2 separate regions of the Homo sapiens genome follow, and region 2 is linked to region 1. The links are chromatin contacts, found by Hi-C or POLR2A ChIA-PET in ENCODE. All regions are on one chromosome and are shown on one strand. Each heading gives the region's core, a stretch centred on a gene start or an enhancer-like site at or near the end of the contact. The rest is flanking DNA. Distances are from core to core; before and after follow the strand shown.

Region 1 (5,454 bases), core at 2,506-5,005:
CTTTCTGAACTGTAAATATTTAAAGAAAAAAAAGTAGTTTTGTATCAACCTAAATGAGTCAAAGTTCAAAAATATTCATTTCAATCTTTTCATAATTGTTGACCTAAGAATATAATACATTTGCTAGTGACATGTACATACTGTATATAGCCGGATTAACGGTTATAAAGTTTTGTACCATTTATTTTATGACATTTTACAATGTAAGTTTTGAAACTAACTGTTGGTAGGAGAAAGTTTCTTATGGAACGAATACCCTGCTCAACATTTAATCAATCTTTGTGCCTCAACATACTGTTGATGTCTAAGTATGCCTCAGTGGGTTGAGAAAATCCCCATTGAAGATGTCCTGTCCACCTAAAAGAGAATGATGCTGTGCATATCACTTGATATGTGCACCAATACCTACTGAATCAGAAATGTAAGGCATTGGTGATGTTTGCATTTACCCTCCTGTAAGCAACACTTTAACGTCTTACATTTTCTCTGATGATGTCACACAAAATTATCATGACAAATATTACCAGAGCAAAGTGTAACGGCCAACACTTTGTTCGCTCATTTTACGCTGTCTCTGACATAAGGAGTGCCTGAATAGCTTGGAAAAGTAACATCTCCTGGCCATCCCTTCATTTAACCAAGCTATTCAAGTATTCCTATGCCAGAGCAGTGCCAACTCTTGGAGGTCCCAGAGTGCAGCCAATGCCTTTGTGTGGTAGTTCTAAATTTTAATTGCACCTGAAAAACCTGGGCACCTAAGCAATGAGCCACAGCAAAAAGTAAAGAACAACAACAAAATAAAGCTGTTGTTAAATTTTAAACAATATTACTAATTGCCCAAAATGTCAATTTGATGTAGTTCTTTTCATGCAAGTATAAATTCAATTGTTAGTTATAATTGTTGGACCTCCTTGAGATAGTAACAACAAAATAAAGCAAGCTATCTGCACCTCAAAATGTGTGGCTGGTTGTTTTCTGTGAAATTCTGGGGTGGGGAAGTATGCATCTTCGTGTATCACAAAAACGATCATAGATAGATAAGGCAACTCAAGTTCAAAACAGCCCATGCTGATCTAATTAAACTAAAGAGCTTCTGCACAGCAAAAGAAACTACCATCAGAATGAACAGGCAACCCACAGAATGGGAGAAAATTTTTGCAATCTACTCATCTGACAAAGGGCTAATATCCAGAATCTACAATGAACTCAAACAAACGTGTAAGAAAAAAACAACCCCATCAACAAGTGGGCAAAGGATACAAACAGACACTTCTCAAAAAAAGACATTTATGCAGCCAAAATACACAAGAAAAAATGCTCATCATCACTGGCCATCAGAGAAATGCAAATCAAAACCACAATGAGATACCATCTCACACCAGTTAGAATGGCAATCATTAAAAAGTCAGGAAACAACAGGTGCTGGAGAAGATGTGGAGAAATAGGAACACTTTTACACTGTTGGTGGGACTGTAAACTAGTTCAACCATTGTGGAAGTCAGTGTGGAGATTCCTCAAGGATCTAGAACTAGAAATACCATTTGACCCAGCCATCCCATTACTGGGTATATACCCAAAGGACTATAAATCATGCTGCTATAAACACACATGCACACGTATGTTTATTGCAGCTCTATTCACAATAGCAAAGACTTGGAACCAACCCAAATGTCCAACAATGATAGACTGGATTAAGAAAGTGTGGCACATGTACACCATGGAATACTATGCAGCCATAAAAAATGATGAGTTCATGTCCTTTGTAAGGACATGGATGAAATTGGAAATCATCATTCGCAGTAAACTATCGCAAGAACAAAAAACCAAACACCGCATATTCTCACTCATAGGTGGGAACTGAACAATGAGAACACATGGACACAGGAAGGGGAACATCACACTCTGGGGACTGTTGTGGGGTTGGGGGAGGCGGGAGGGATAGCATTAGGAGATATACCTAATGCTAAATGACGAGTTAATGGGTGCAGCACACCAGCATGGCACATGTATACATATGTAACTAACTTGCACATTGTGCACATGTACCCTAAAACTTAAAGTATAATAATAATAAAATAAAAAATAAAAAAAAACAGCCCATGCTAATAAGTTCTTTTAAGCAAATGTTTAAATTATCGTTAGATGTATTCAGCAATTTTGTTTAAAAAGCCTAGATATAGTTCTCATGGATATATTTATCCCCAAAAGTTTATCTTCTAAATATATCAAGAAAAATATTTTTAGGAGAGCTGATTCAACTCGGAATCAGCTGTGATTCAATATCTTTGATGGATTTTGAACATCTACAATTCACAATCTTTTGTGCTAAACACCACAGGGAACAATACAAAGATGATTAACACGGTATAGATACTGTCCCTCAAAGAGCATAGTGAACGGAAAAGGACAACTTCAGGGAAAATGATCAGTTGTGAATCTGAGTCCATATTGGCTACTGCAGCTCCAAATTGAGACAGAACAAATAAAGGACCTCAGAACTAAAGAACTATTTTATTCCCAAGTCTAGATCAGTTGTTTTAAAAGCATGGTAGAATGACAGTATATGGAAGACTGACACTATTTTAAATAGTGTCATTCTACTATGCTTTTTAAACAACTGATCTAGACTTGGTAATAAAATAATGCCAAAAATATCTGTATTTGTCCACTTCAATTTGTTAATCATAATTATAAGCCTATGATGTTATTTGCCTAAATTCACCTCCTTAATGTAGGTACAGGTGACCAAAGCTGAAGCAAATGTACTGTCAGTTTTCATTCTCCAGAGAAAAATCCTGGGTCTTCATTAATTTATTCAGCAAGTTTTCCGTCTTAAGTCAGATTCCCTAAAAGCAGAGCCTGAGACGGGGATTCTTGTCTCAGAAATTCTTTGAGGGATTATTACTCTCAGGGAAAAAGGGAATGGGGCAGCCAGCAGATAGGGCAGAGGAAGCAAGCTGAGCACGAATGTGGTCTCAGCAGAAGCCTCAGCCAGATCTCACAGGGAGCTTCAATCGTACCACAGAGTTGGTTCCATCTAGGAGCAAGGGGGCTGACATTTTGTACCCCCTTACCAACCAGTCAATGGCTACAGGCTATAAGCTGAGGGGCTGAGGAGGGATGGAAGAGGGAAATAAACCTTCCCAAGTGAAGAGGGGTGCCTGTTGGCCAGGACAATTCTCCGTGGACTAACGCAGCCAAACAGTGAACAATCGAGAAATCGATGGAAGAATACACATTTCCTGGGCATCTAAGTGATGCCAACAGAACCCACTACATCATCTTACAATGTTAAATGCCTATTCTTACCTTAAAATGAGAGGCAGGACTGGCTAGGTGATGCCTAAGGATGATTCCCAGCCTTGACATGCTGGTATTCTCACATATCCTATCCGTGGCTGATATAGTCTGTGCGGATGAAAATTCCAAAACCGAAGACAGGATTTCGCACTTGCTAAAGTTGGAGCTCCCAGGCGCTGAGATCCAATTTGGGCCTGGGAGAGTGGGGAGGGAGAGCAATCTGCCCAGTGAAGGAGAGCTGCGCTAAAGGCAAGGTTTTACTTCTTTTTATCCCTTAGCGAAAAGCCCACTGCCTCTGAAAGTAGCACGGTGTGGCCACACGGACACATGGGGGAAGTCAGTCAGAGGCGCTCCAACAGAACGGCCAGAAGCCCCTTTCCTGGCTTACCAGGCAGCCTCCTTCCCCTAACTCCTCCAGAAACAGCGCTCCTCTGAAGACGCGGGGGGAGGGTCTTCCGGCCCCACACCCCACCTTCCGCAACGCCAGGAGTGGTTCCTCAGCATTATGGCGTCATTTCCGAGTCAGACCCGCTCTTCTCTCCCCATGTCAACAGAGGGCGACAGGGAGCACCAAGCCGAGGCGTGCTTTTTGGTTCCAATCTACGCCCTCCACAAAACCCATGAGCAAGCTTCACTGTCATCCTGCCCCTTTTTTTTATTCACGTCTATTTTATAAACCCCACACCCTGGCTACATGATCAGCCGAATCATGTTGCAATTACATGTCTGCATTCAAAACCCTGAGGGCCCCGCTCAAATCTAGGAACTGCTGTTTACTAACTTACTTCACCTGGGGCAGGTTACCCAACTTCTCCATTCTTTGACATTCTCGTCCATAAAATGAGAATAACAGCAGCAACCTCACAGTATTATTGTGACGATTAGACAAGTTACTACTTGTAAAACTCAGAACAGCGCTTAGCAGAGCACCCAATAAATACCAGCAATCATTATTCTGTTAGGGACCACAGTACAGAATATTGAAGCTAGGGACTAGAGAAGCAGCACTTTAGAGGGGACCTAGCCTAGGTCTCACTGGTACTCATTAGATGTACGGCAGGCCACCTTTATTCTTGGGCAACCTGTCCCAAGATCCCCCAGTGGAATCCTGAAACTGTGGATAGTACTGAATCCTACAAATACTATGATTTTTCCTTTTTTTTTTTTTTTTTTTTTTTTGAGACGGAGTCTCACTCGTCACCCAGGCTGGAGTGCAGTGGCGCAATCTCGGCTCACTGCAAGCTCCGCCTCCCGGGTTCACGCCATTCTCTGGCCTCAGCCTCCCAAGTAGCTGGGACTACAGGCGCCTGCCACCACGCCAGGCTAATTTTTTGTTTTTAGTAGAGACAGAGTTTCACCTTGTTAGCCAGGATGGTCTGGATCTCCTGACCTCGTGATCTGCCCACCTCGGCCTCCCAAAGTGTTGGGATTACAGGCGTGAGCCACCACGCCTGGCCATGATTTTTCTTATACGTACATGCTGATACGGTTTGGCTGTGTCCTCACTCAAATCTCATCTTGAATTGTAGCTCGCATAATTTCCACCTTGTGAGAGGGACCTGGTAGGAGATAATTGAATCATGGGAGCCGTTTCCCCCATACTGTTATCATGGTAGTGAATAAGTCTTACAAGATCTGACGGTTTTATAAGGGGAAACCCCTTTTGTTTGGTTCTCATTTCTCTCTTCCCTGACACCACGTAAGATGTGACTTGCTCCTCCTTGCCTTCGCCATGATTGTGAGGCCTTCCCAGCCACGTGGAACTGTGAGTCAATTAAACCTCTTTTCTTTATAAATGACACAGTCTCAGGTATGTCTTTATCAGCAGCGTGAAAATGGACTAATACGCATACCTATGAAAAAGTTTAATTTATAAATTAGGCAAATTAGGCACAGTAAGAGATTAACAACAATAATAGAATATAACAATGTACTATAATAAAAGTTTTATGAATGTGATCTCTCTGTCTCTATATATCTTATTGTACTGTACTATGGGTAACAGAAACAGCAGAAAGTGAAACCACAGATCAGAGGGGACTAGTGTATTCATTTTCTAGCACTGCTGGAACAAAGTACCATAAATCGAGTGGCAGACACAACAGAAATGTATTGTCTCGCAGCTCTGGAGGTTGGAAGTCCAAAATCAGGGTG
Region 2 (5,469 bases), core at 2,723-5,222, 330 kb after region 1:
CTCTACTAAAAATACAAAAATTAGCTGGGTGTGGTGGCATGCACCTGTAGTCCCAGCTACTAGGGAGGCTGAGGCAGAAGAATCGCTTGAACCCAGGAGGTTGCAGTGAGCCAAGATTGCGCCACTGCATTCCAGCCTGGGCGACAGAGCGAGATTCTGTCTGGAAAGAAAAAAAAAAATTGATACTACACGCCAAGATTCTTCATATTTCTTTTCATTATAGTCAAATACCTTTGACTCTCCTCTTCTTTTTTAGGACAGTAGTTTTAGTTTTTAAACTAATCCTTTTCATTTTCTCCAAACTTGAGAACTCTCATCTCAATCAGCAGTGCCTCCTAACGAGGAGCCTTGGATCTCTCCTGGTAGTCCCCACCTATCTGTTCCCTAAACTTAGTGTATAAATGCTTTGAGTGGTTCACTGTTGGAAAATTTCTCATGGCTCCCTCAACTTCTGTTCATATCATTTTCTAAGTCCACAACAGCCTTCCTCTTCTCAGCATGACCACTTCCTGCTCAACCTTTTTGCAAATTTCTTCCATGAACTCTGGGCAACTCATGCCTATGCATAGGGACTGCATCTTCATCTTTCAACTAATATCTTGTAGGCTTATTGTCTTGTGATAACTCTATTGTCCTTATTTTCTTTTTCCTTAGAACCTTAAAATATCATCACTGGTCCATGCATTATCCTCTTTCTTTTTTTTTAATACAATATCTACCCCCATCCAAAGTTTCAATTACCCATGGTCAATCTGGTTCTGAGAATAGGTAAATACAGTGTAATAAGATAATTTGAAAGAGAGAGAAACCACATTTACATAACTTTTTATTACAGTATAGTGTTAATAATTGTTCTGTTTATTATGATTGTTAATCTCTTACTGTACCTAATTTATAAATTAAATTTTATCATAGGTATCTATGCATGGAAAAGAAGCATATACATAGGGTTTGGCACCATCGGAGGTTTCAGGCATCTACTAGGGAACTTGGAACATACTCCCTTTGGATAACGGGGGAATTACTGTACAATGATCACCTAGAAACTCACCATGAAACCCAAGGACTAGGTCATTATCAATAACAAACATCCATGTGTGTGTTCCTCCCCACATGCTACCCTCCAGTCCATATAAAAGATAACTGCCATTCTAAGTTTTACGTTCATCATTCTCTTGCTTTCTAAAAAGATATGTATTTCAACAGACATATATGCAAAACAGAAGTGCATGTTTTTATTTAGTGTTTGTATTTGGTTGTTTCCCTGGTTTATGTAAATTAGTACAACCATTTGGGAATATAATTTGGCAATACTTAATAAGTTGAATATTCACATAACCTACAAACCAGCAATTTTATTCCTTGGTATTAACCCAAGAGAAACACTGGCACGTGTGCCCAGGAAACAACAATAATCAGAGCAACACTGCAATATCTCAAAAAAAAAAAAAATGGTCAGAGAGGAGAAAAGAGAAACATACTGCGTTATAAGACACATAATGGAATATTTTACTGCAGTGAAAGTCAGTGAACTACAACTACATACAGTATGAATGAATCCAGAGATATAATATTGAGTGAGGAAAAAAAAGTTCCAGAAGTCAATGGATACTATGAGACCCTTTTTCCCCCAAGATTTAAAACCACTTTTTAAAAAGTATCATAATTATGACCTAACCTTTGCAGCAAAACAACAAAATCCTTCTTTTGAGAATGTATGCCTTACCTTTCAAAACTATATTATCTTCTCTCTAGTCCAACAGTTTCATGAGTAAAGTCATAAGAATTTTTATCTCCTTATGCAGTTTACCTAATCCGGTATCTGTGGTGGTACTAAGACCTCCAACCACAAAGATTTCATCTTGGAAGGACTTTATTTTTCTCCTTGAAATAAAGTTAACTTAAGGTTATAGCAATCTAGGGATAAGAAAACTTACATATGTGATCCTATAAAAGTCCAGCAGAACTACCTCATACTAAAGCCAAGAGTCACCTGACAAGTCATAGTAATCTGAAACTGAGGTACCGCCAAAGGTAATCCATCCACTGAATGTATAATGGCGTTATCAACATTGCATCCAAAAATATGAGCAAAACCAGAATTTTTAGGCTTTCTAAAAGCCTGAAATTTTAATTTCAAAATATTTCATTTTTACCTTAAGAAAAATTATTTTTTAGGGAAAAAATATATGAACTCCTACTGCAAAAGAATAATAATAATAAAATCCACCAATCAGGGCCTTTCCCAATGAGGGCTATGCATATTCTCTGTAGGTGATTATTGCTGAATTACACTGCAGCTTCCCTTCGACCTTGGGAACCCTGCTAACTCTCAGAGTTACTGCGAGGTCTTCTGTTTCATTTATTATTAGTCTTTGTCTCCGCAATGCTGTAGCATGTGATAGAAATATCAACGTTGTGAGCTTGCAGTACCCAAAACTGTAGAAATGTTTCCAAAAAATAAAGCGGGGGTTGGGGGCGGGGGGAAGGATGAAAGAAGGAAAAGAAACAAAAACAAAACAAGAGGAAAACAAAGTTAATGTATTAAGATGGGAAATTTCTTATTTTTACCTTGTGAAGACTACATTTCCTAATCAGCTTAGTGATATGTAACCATTAGTATGCAATTTTTAAATTTAAGAAAAGATGTCCAAGAAAATTATTTAGAAAAAAAAAATCACAACTGAATATAATAGACAATTGGCTAAACTTAGCCCAGCAATTTAAAAATGAAAGTTCCTATAGAAAAAACCTTACAGGATTTTGTGTCCAGAAGAGAGAAATAATCTGGCAACCCAGTGGGTTCACTTAGTTTCGTGTCATTTGCTTCATGTCCATTATGTAATGCTTCCCCTAGCTTTAGGTCTCTATGTTTAAGCAACCGTTCAGGTATATCATAGAATTGTCACAAAATCAGTATCTGGTTATAACTTTCAAAAACAGCTTAAAAGGTGCCTTGCAGATGTGTCTATACGCAGCAGAAGCTTTGGGGAGAAAATCCGCTTGTGTCATTACTTCTCCAGGCTTTCTCCTCAGGTCTCCCATTCCCTCCTCCCCCAGCATCCCCGGCGACACGATCTGCGGGCAGCTCCCGGCTTGATGCAGGGGAAGCACGTCTTGACTGCAATGCAAACGCTGTCCCGGTCTGAACCAGGGAAGGCAGACTTGGCCCTGGCCGGGGGAGTGGACGGAGGCTGCCGGGAGGGCTGCAGGGGCGCCAGCAGCGGGTGGGCAGGGGTGCCCCGCGAGGGCAGTCCGCAGTGCACGCGCACAATAAAACCCAATGCACAACTTCCCCAGCCGCTCCTCTCGGCTTCCCCGATTCCCTGAAAGGTGCGGCGTAGGCGTTAGCTCTCGCGGGCGCGGGCGCTCTCACCCGCGCCGGTTCGGTTTTCCGCTGACAATTACATCAGTCCTTCTCCCTGCCCCTGCTTCAATCCCCAGGCAGCCTGCGGGGAGCAGGGGCGCCGGCCCGCGCGAGGGAATGCGAGCGCTAGTGGCAGGCGGCCGGAATTCCCTGGCAACGAGGGGGAGGGAGGGCGGCAAACCGGGACCGCGATACAGACGCCCCCTCCCATCCCGGCCGCGAGAATGGGCTGACACCGCCGCCCCCACTTCCCTGTAGCCCGGGCTATCGGCCGGGGGCGCCTCCAGGGGGACGGCGATGTCCTGGGGACCCGAAGCTGCGGCTGCCCACCCACGCGTCCCTCGGGGTCCTCGGCCCGCCGGAGGCGCACAATGCCCCCGGGCCGCGATGCGGGCACCTTGGCGCCCGCCCCAAGCAATCCCTTTGCAGCTAGGACACCTACCTGGAGGGCGAGCGGTGGCGCCGCGGACTCTGCGGCGGCTGCGCGGCTGCGACGGGAGGCAGGAGGCGGAGAGCCGGCCCCGGCAGGCGGACTGGCGCGCGGGCTAGTGGAGGAGAGGAGGCATGGGCGCCGCCTGCACCGAGCCGCGATCTCCAGCACCGACAGCGGCGGCGGCGACCGTGCTGCGCCTCCAGTGGTCCGCTGCGCTGCAGCCCCTCCTCTCCCACGGGCGGGGCGCGCTGGCGGGGCGGCGCTCCGGGTTCCCCGCCCCCGGCTCCCGCCCGTCCGCCCGGCTGGAGTGGAGCGGCAAGCGGCTGGGGCTCATGCTGCGCACCCGCCCTACCGGGCGCCCCTCCCTGCGCCGCCAGATGGGCTAAGGACCCGGCGCCCTGCGCCCTGGTCACGCGGGGTCCCACAGCCAGGGCTCTCCCCTGGCCCGGCCTCCGTGGGAACCCGTGGTGTCCCGAGATCACCCGCAGTGGAAACCCCGAGTTGCCATCCGCGGGCCTGCGCGCAGTAGCGGAGCCCTCGCCCCGCGCAGTCCGGCGGAGGTGAGCCGGCCGCGCTCGGGAGGGTTGCCCAGAACGGCTCCAGCGCTCGGCCCAGGAGCGCCGCAGCCGGGAGCACTGCGGGAGACCGAATTCCGAAAGGAACGGCTGCCTGGCGGCCTCCGCTCGGGGCTGCCAAACCCATGTCCCTGGGCGCCCTTCTGAGGTCGTCATTTCATACACTTACGCGACTGTGCGTGCCTGCTCCCGTCCCTGACTCGCTCGGGAGCAAAAACTTCCCGGGCCCAGAGAAACACCTGGGTTCTGCGAAAGGAAGAGCCGGTTCCTTCAAGCCCCTGGCAAAGCCGATCAAAGTCAGTCAGTCCCGCCTCACTACAACCCTTCCACACCCTTAAACCCTTCCACACTCCAAGCCACTCCCGGCCTGCGTTCGGTGTGCAGATTAATCTAAAGGCAAATTTGCTGGGAGGGACGGGGTAATGTAAATATTTGTACAGACATTCTGTAAACGAGTGACTGCGGACATGTCAATATTTCAAGACATTTGTGTCATCATCATCTGGGGGTGGGAGGCGGAGGGGGAGTCCAGAGGACATCGACTGGACTTAATGGGAGCTATTACAGAACATGCTGGGGTGCCTTCAAAAATGGAAGATATTGCTTACTAATGAGGCAACTGTGATGGCATTTCATTGTGCCCTGTGCTGACAAAATGATTTGCTATGAAACATAGTCGACTTTATGCACTCCTTCCCACATGCAGTTTCTCTTGAATCTCCAATCTCACCTGTTGGATTAGCTTTTTCCATCTAGACTAGCAATGTTCTCATGTCCTCTGGTCACAAAATAATAGATGCGGGACCCTGCGACAATGGCAGTTTGTCCTTCATTCCTTTGCTGTGAAGACAGGCTCCTCAAGGGAGCAGCTGGGATGCTGACCTCTGCTTCATCACAGCCACCCTTTCTACTTACTCCTTCTGAGTTCCATTAACAGAAACTCTACTGAAATGGCTTTCTCCCTTAAAAGAAAAAAAGCTAAAACCCATGTATTTAAAAAGAAATACAAAAGTGTGAACGGAAATGAGAGTACACACAGCACACAGAATCTTTACCTAAAGAAGTTCTCTAGGCCCGGCGCGGTGGCTCACGCC

What was found. A loop is a pair of places that touch in the nucleus more often than their neighbours do. ChIA-PET counts read pairs that join two places held with the same protein, here RNA polymerase II (POLR2A). Pooled maps may share reads with other maps.
Region 2: a loop to region 1 is called in a map of naive thymus-derived CD4-positive, alpha-beta T cell, with 3 times the contacts of the local background. The contact joins the promoter of OSBPL6 here to the promoter of TTN-AS1 in region 1. A Hi-C loop is called at or near these places in 1 of 168 maps with a recorded cell type or tissue (naive thymus-derived CD4-positive, alpha-beta T cell), 1 of 37 single-sample maps with no recorded cell type and 10 of 50 pooled maps. POLR2A ChIA-PET finds 5 or more read pairs at or near these places in 1 of 52 experiments (AG04450).

Annotation. Positions count from the first base shown.
Region 1 is chr2:178,521,492-178,526,945 of GRCh38, reverse strand. It overlaps TTN-AS1 (TTN antisense RNA 1), which reads right to left and starts at 3,755. Exons shown (of 7, transcript NR_038271.1): 1 at 3,310-3,755. It overlaps TTN (titin), which reads left to right. Exons shown (of 363, transcript NM_001267550.2): 363 at 1-957. RefSeq lists enhancers at 3,728-3,877, 3,554-4,066.
Region 2 is chr2:178,193,015-178,198,483 of GRCh38, reverse strand. It overlaps OSBPL6 (oxysterol binding protein like 6), which reads right to left and starts at 3,972. Exons shown (of 25, transcript NM_032523.4): 1 at 3,810-3,972. RefSeq lists silencers at 2,988-3,282, 3,729-4,418.